Regions from separate parts of the Homo sapiens genome. Here region 1 is linked to region 2. The links are chromatin contacts, found by Hi-C or POLR2A ChIA-PET in ENCODE. All regions are on one chromosome and are shown on one strand. Each heading gives the region's core, a stretch centred on a gene start or an enhancer-like site at or near the end of the contact. The rest is flanking DNA. Distances are from core to core; before and after follow the strand shown.

Evidence for each region. A loop is a pair of places that touch in the nucleus more often than their neighbours do. ChIA-PET counts read pairs that join two places held with the same protein, here RNA polymerase II (POLR2A). Pooled maps may share reads with other maps.
Region 1: a pooled map shows a loop between it and region 2 (14-fold over the local background). The contact joins the promoter of HACL2 here to the promoter of DDX39A in region 2. A Hi-C loop is called at or near these places in 7 of 50 pooled maps. POLR2A ChIA-PET finds 5 or more read pairs at or near these places in 2 of 52 experiments (activated CD8-positive, alpha-beta T cell and activated T-cell).

The regions. Positions count from the first base shown.
Region 1 is chr19:15,124,272-15,127,113 of GRCh38, forward strand. It overlaps HACL2 (2-hydroxyacyl-CoA lyase 2), which reads right to left and starts at 1,515. Exons shown (of 16, transcript NM_006844.5): 1 at 1,385-1,515; 2 at 654-798. The coding sequence starts at 788. It overlaps ILVBL-AS1 (ILVBL antisense RNA 1), which reads left to right. Exons shown (of 3, transcript NR_186314.1): 2 at 193-234; 3 at 1,656-1,903. RefSeq lists enhancers at 255-1,020, 1,021-1,784, 1,279-1,368 and silencers at 969-1,018, 1,589-1,658.
Region 2 is chr19:14,417,891-14,420,590 of GRCh38, forward strand. It overlaps DDX39A (DExD-box helicase 39A), which reads right to left and starts at 1,451. Exons shown (of 11, transcript NM_005804.4): 1 at 1,380-1,451. RefSeq lists enhancers at 31-80, 451-510, 921-1,060 and a silencer at 1,181-1,280.

The sequences.
Region 1 (2,842 bases), core at 265-2,764, 710 kb after region 2:
TTTGGGGAGGGAGAGGTCAAGCTTGGTCCCTGCTAGGAGAGAAAGGGTTGAGGAAGGGGTCTGGAGAAGGGGTAAATTTCAAACAGAGGTGCAAGGAGTTTAGGGGGACACCTGTGGGGTCAGCTCTCTCCAAACATGTCACCTAGGGCAAACCACCACACAATCTCTCTGAGCCTCAGCTTCCTCTTGCAGAAAATGAAGACAGAAAGAACAGCACCTACTTTCAAGGAAAAGGTAAGGGGTAGGTAAGAAAGTCTACAGTACTGAGCTCAGCAGAGGGCAACTGTTATGAAACTGTCACTGCCACCCCCTCGCTGGAGCCTGCCCTCTGCCCCATTTATCCCATCCAGGTTAGGGAGCACAGAGTGCTGTCCATCTGTTCTGTGAAAAGAGTCACTGGGGAAGGAGGTAGGTGGGGTGCGAGTGCCCCGGCAGCGGCAGCTTCCGTGTTCTCTCTTACCAGTGGCAAAGTCCAGGCCTCCATACACAGCGTGGCAATGGAGACAGGGCCCTGGACAGAACCTCTTACCAGTCCCTCTGGACTAGTCGGGGCTCGCTTTCCCACCCTGCACAATGAGTGAGCTGGAAGCAGCACCACGAGGCCCCTCCCTCTTTGACTGCCCCCAGCCCACCTCCCATTCTGTGCCCCGCACCTTGTGCAGCAGCTGATAGAAGAGCCCCAGGCGGTGAGCGGCGCCCAGCAAGGCGGCCACCAGCGTCCCGCAGGCCAGGAGCAGGAAGGAGGGGAATAAGCTCCCAGCGGGGGCGGCGGCCGCGGGGGTCTCCATGAGGTGGTACCTAAGAGAGAAAGGGCACTTCCCAGACTTGGGCGCGACAGGGAACCTCTCCGGAAGAAATCGCGCCCCTTCTCGCAGCAGGATCCAGGGCCACGACCCTTGCCGCCAGTTTCTGTGCGGCCACGCCCCCAACCCTGCCAGACCACGCCCTTTGTGCGCCTAGGCTCGGGGTGAAGCCATGCCTCTCCGTGACAAGGTCACGCCCCTCGCGGGGCTAGCCCCAGTCCTTTACATCACCACCACTCCCACCCAAACTAGCCACCACAAGTCAAGGTGGCGACGACAGCACCACACAGTTATCTTCCACTTACCTACTTGTCAATGGACAGGCGGAAGCCCCGCCTCTCTTTCCACAACCGGACCCCAAATCTCAGCCCCAGTAGTGAGCCCGCCCCATGTTACGTCACCAAGAGGCACGAGGTCACGCCCCCGGGTTAGCGGGCGCGACCCTCCACGCAACCCACGCCTCTCCCTTAAAGAGCGCACGGGCCCGAGCCTGATCCCCGACCCCGGGCCAGGCTGGGTCGAGGTCACATCGCATCAGGATGTGGTTCTCCCACACCAGCTCGACCCCCGACGCTATTCACCTTCACCTCCAGGATATGGCGCTGCCTCCAGCAGAATTCGGCCCCCTCCGTGTCACGTGACCCGGGAGCGTGGCCGTGCCCGGGTGGCCCACTTGGCTCAGCGGCGCCCCGTAGTCCGGCCCGATGCGCATGCGCACAGTCGGAGCCCCGCTCCGGGGCCACCCGAAAGAGCCTTGCCTCTACTGGCCGCCTCCCTCATAGACCCCGCCTCCCCTTGCCTTTCATTGGCTCGCACTGCAGACCTCACACCCATTTTATGTTTTAAAACCAGGAGGCCACGCCCCTCAGCGGCTTCAGGAGCCCAGACCTTTGGGGGCCCACCTTCCGCAGCTTTCCATTGGCCCCACGGTGGAAGCCCGTAGGTTCAGGCCCTCCGAACACAGCTCGCTTTCCACACCAGCGGGGCCGTACCAGAGCAAGACCATGTCTCACAAAATAATAATAATACTTAAAAAATGGTAAATTTTATGTTATGTATATTTTCCACACTATAAATAAATATTTGTGCATGTATATATATATATGTGTATATTTTTTGTATAATAGGTATAGTAGTAAGCAAAGGAAATTCACACTGAGTCACATTCTACAAAATGCCTAACCAGACCTCTACAAAACTGTCAAGGTCATGAAAAACAAAGACTGAGGCACTGCCACAGACTAGAGGAGGGAAAGGAGCTGTGACAACTAAATTCAATATAGTACCCTGGACTGGATCCAGGAATCAAAAAAAGGACAAATTTGTGGATAAAGTTGGTGAAATCCAAATAAAGTTTGGAGTTGAGTTAGTAGTAATGAACCAGTGTTAATCTTTTTGTTTCAGTAAATGTATTATGGTTATATAAGATGTTAGCATTCAGGGAAGCTGGATAAAGAGTAGACAAAAATTATCTTGCTATCTTTGCAGCTTTTCTGTAAAGCTAAAAAAGAAAAAAAAAGTCTTAATAACAAGGATACAATTTTCCAGAGAGAGAGAAAGATGTTGTAATAGATGTAAATTCTTTCTTGGGAGACAAAGCTTTAACATGCTCCAAGACTAATTATCTGACCAATCTCTCCCCAGATAAAGAAAGATTGTCACTAGGCAAATGTCCAAAAAGCTTCTCAGCCGAAAGCTGGATTATTCAACAGTCCCTGAAACAAATATACACAGAGGACAAGTGATTTTTTTAAAAAGGGAAACAAGCCTGGCATGGTGGTCCATGTGTGTAATCCCAGCACTTTGGGAGGCCAAGACAGGAGGATCGCTTGAGGCCAGGAATTTGAGACCAACCGGGGCCAAAAAGTGAGACCCAGTCTCTCCAAAAAACAAACAAACAAACAAACTTAGCCAGGAGAATCGCTTGAACCCGGGAGGTGGAGGTTGCGGTGAGCTGAGATCACGCCATTGCACTCCAGCCTGGGAAACAGAGCAAGACTCTGTCTAAAAAAAATTTTTTTTAAAAGAAAAAAAATTAG
Region 2 (2,700 bases), core at 201-2,700:
CCAGCGTGGTGGCTCATGCCTGTAATCCCAGCACTTTGGGAGGCGAAGCGGGCGGATCACTTGAAGTCGGGAATTAGAGACAAGCCTGGGCAACATGGTGAAACCCCGTCTCTACTACAAATACAAAAATTAGCCGGATGTGCTTGCTTGAACCCGGAAGACGGAGGCTGCAGTGAGCCGAGATAGTGTCACTGCACTCCAGCCTGGGCGACAGAGCAAGGCTCTGTCTCAAAAAAAAAAAAAAAAAAAAAAAAAGAGAGAGAGAGATAAATAAATTGGGGTGAACCGAATCTGCTAAGATAAAATTTTCGAGAAACCGGGCTGGACAGGATCTAAAGCTCAAAACTGATTAGATCAGGAAAGGATCCGGCGGGGTTTTCCCCGCCCAAAGTGGGTGGCCATGACCGCTAAGGCGCCAGGAGCGCATGAACTTGAAAGGTGACAGCGGGGAACTCACAACCCAGACACGCCACGTGTACCCAGTTACCCTCAAGTGTCCCCAGGCAGGCTTTCCACCCCGGAGTTTATTCCCACCTGGGGACTCCTATTTCCAAAAGAAAATCTTTTTTTCATTCTGTTTTTTTTGAGGCAGAATCTCGCTCTGTCACCCAGGCTGGAGTGCAGTGTCGCGATCTCGGCTCACTGTAACCTCCACCTCCCGGGTTCAAGCGATTCTCGTGCCTCAGCCTCCCGAGTAGCTGGGACCACAGGCGCTCGCCACCACGCTCGGCTGATTTTTTTTTGTATTTTGAGTAGAGACGAGGTTTCACCATGTTGGCCAGGCTGGTCTCGAACTCCTGACCTCAAGTGATCCGCCCTCCTTGGTCTCTCCCAAAGTACTGAGATTACAAGAGCCACCGCGCCCGGCCTTCCAAAATAAAGTCTTATTTGCTCTAAATCTCAGAATCCCGAATCCCGTAAAAAGTAGACCAAGAAGAAGGTAGACTGGGAAAGGGATCAAGTCCCTCGGACCCAAAGAAACCCCTGACAACTGAAAGCTCCAACTTCTCCCACCCAGGCCCCAGACCCCGGCGTCACCCCCTCGTCCCTCTCCAAATGGCCCCAGGCCGCCGCGGGGTCTATTCGGACGAACTGACAGACTCCAAGTGGGGCTCGGAGCGCCGTAGGCCATGACAGCCCCTCCGAGAAGCGGGCCCCGAGCCCCGAGCACCGCGCGCCAACGGCTGGCCCACCCCTAGCGCATGCGCCCCGGTGCCCAACGGCCAACACACAGCGCTCTGACACACCAACCGCCCCGCCCCCACCGTCTCGCGACCCTTTCTCCCCCTCCCCTTAGATCCCAACGTCTCCCCTCGTCCTCTCGCTCTCAGTTCAGACGTCCCCACACCGCGGCCCCGCGCCCGGGATCCGCTGCTCACCTGGCTCCCCGTTCTTCTCCGCGCGCTGCTAAGAGACACTTCCAACTTCGGTTTTCCGCCGGGCGCTCAGACACGAGTTGCTGCGCTTCCTGCCTCTTGCGTCGGGCTGCTGCTCTGCTGACTGGGCCGCTGCCTTTTCATTCAAGAGAGGCCGAAGCGGTGATTGGGTCCTGTGGAAGGGACCGGGAGATTATTGGCGGAGACGGGAAGAAAGAGGGCGTGCCTTACGCCTCGCGTTTATTGGTCAATCTAAAAGTAGGCGCGCCCCAGTGAGCCGACAGACTGGCTCCGACAGCGCGCGGTCTCGTGATCTGGGTGTGGTGCTCGGTGGGAGCCGCCATGTTTAGTACTGATAACTGAAGACCGGATGATTGCGTTTTGGCGTGTGCCCCACCTTTTCGAAGAGTGGCGTCTGCGCTGGGCGCTGAAACCAGAACTGTCCCAGTTGCTATCAATCTGCGGCCTGGGGGTCCTCCACAGTGTAGGCTCTGAAAAGAATAGGGAGCTTGGAATGACTCAAATGGACAGAACATTTTGCAGTATTTGGATTTCTATCGCTCCACGATAGTTTTGTCTCCTTGATTTTCACGTTAGTAGAAGCATGCAATAGGTTGTCTTTTGTGTCTGACTTTTGCTCAACAAAGCTGTTTTTTTGAGACGGAGTCTGGCTCTGTCACCTAGGCTGGAGTGCAGTGGCGCGATCTCTGCTCACCACAACCTCCGCCTCTCGGGTTCAAGCGATTCTCCTGCCTCAGCCTCCTGAGTAGCTGGGACTGCTGGCGCCCGCCACCACACCTGGCTAATTTTCATATTTTTAGTAGAGAGGGGTTTCGCCATGTTGGCCAGGCTGGTCTCGAACTCCTGGCCTCATGTGATCTGCCCATCTCCGCCTCCCAAAGTGCTGGGATTACATGAGCCACCCTGCCTGGCCGCAGCAAAGTGTTTTTGAGAGTTGTCCATGTTGTGGGGATATCAACAGCTCGTTATTTTTTACTGCTGAGTGGTATTTCATTGTGTGGCTATACTATAATGTAGCCAATATAGTTTCACTCACCTGTTCTTGGCCAATTGATTGTTTCCGGTCTTTGGCCACTGTTAATAGAGCTTGTACTGTAAGAGTATTTTGGGGAAGATAAATTTTCATTTCTTTTAAATACTTAGGAGTGGCATGGTGGCATGGTCACTAAGCTTTATTAGATCCTGGCAGATTTATTTTCCTATCATCCTTCCTCCCTCTTTCCCTCCACTTTCTTCTTTCTTTCTTCAGGGTGTCACTCTTGTTACCTATCATGCCCAGCTAATTTTTAAAAATTTGGTAAAG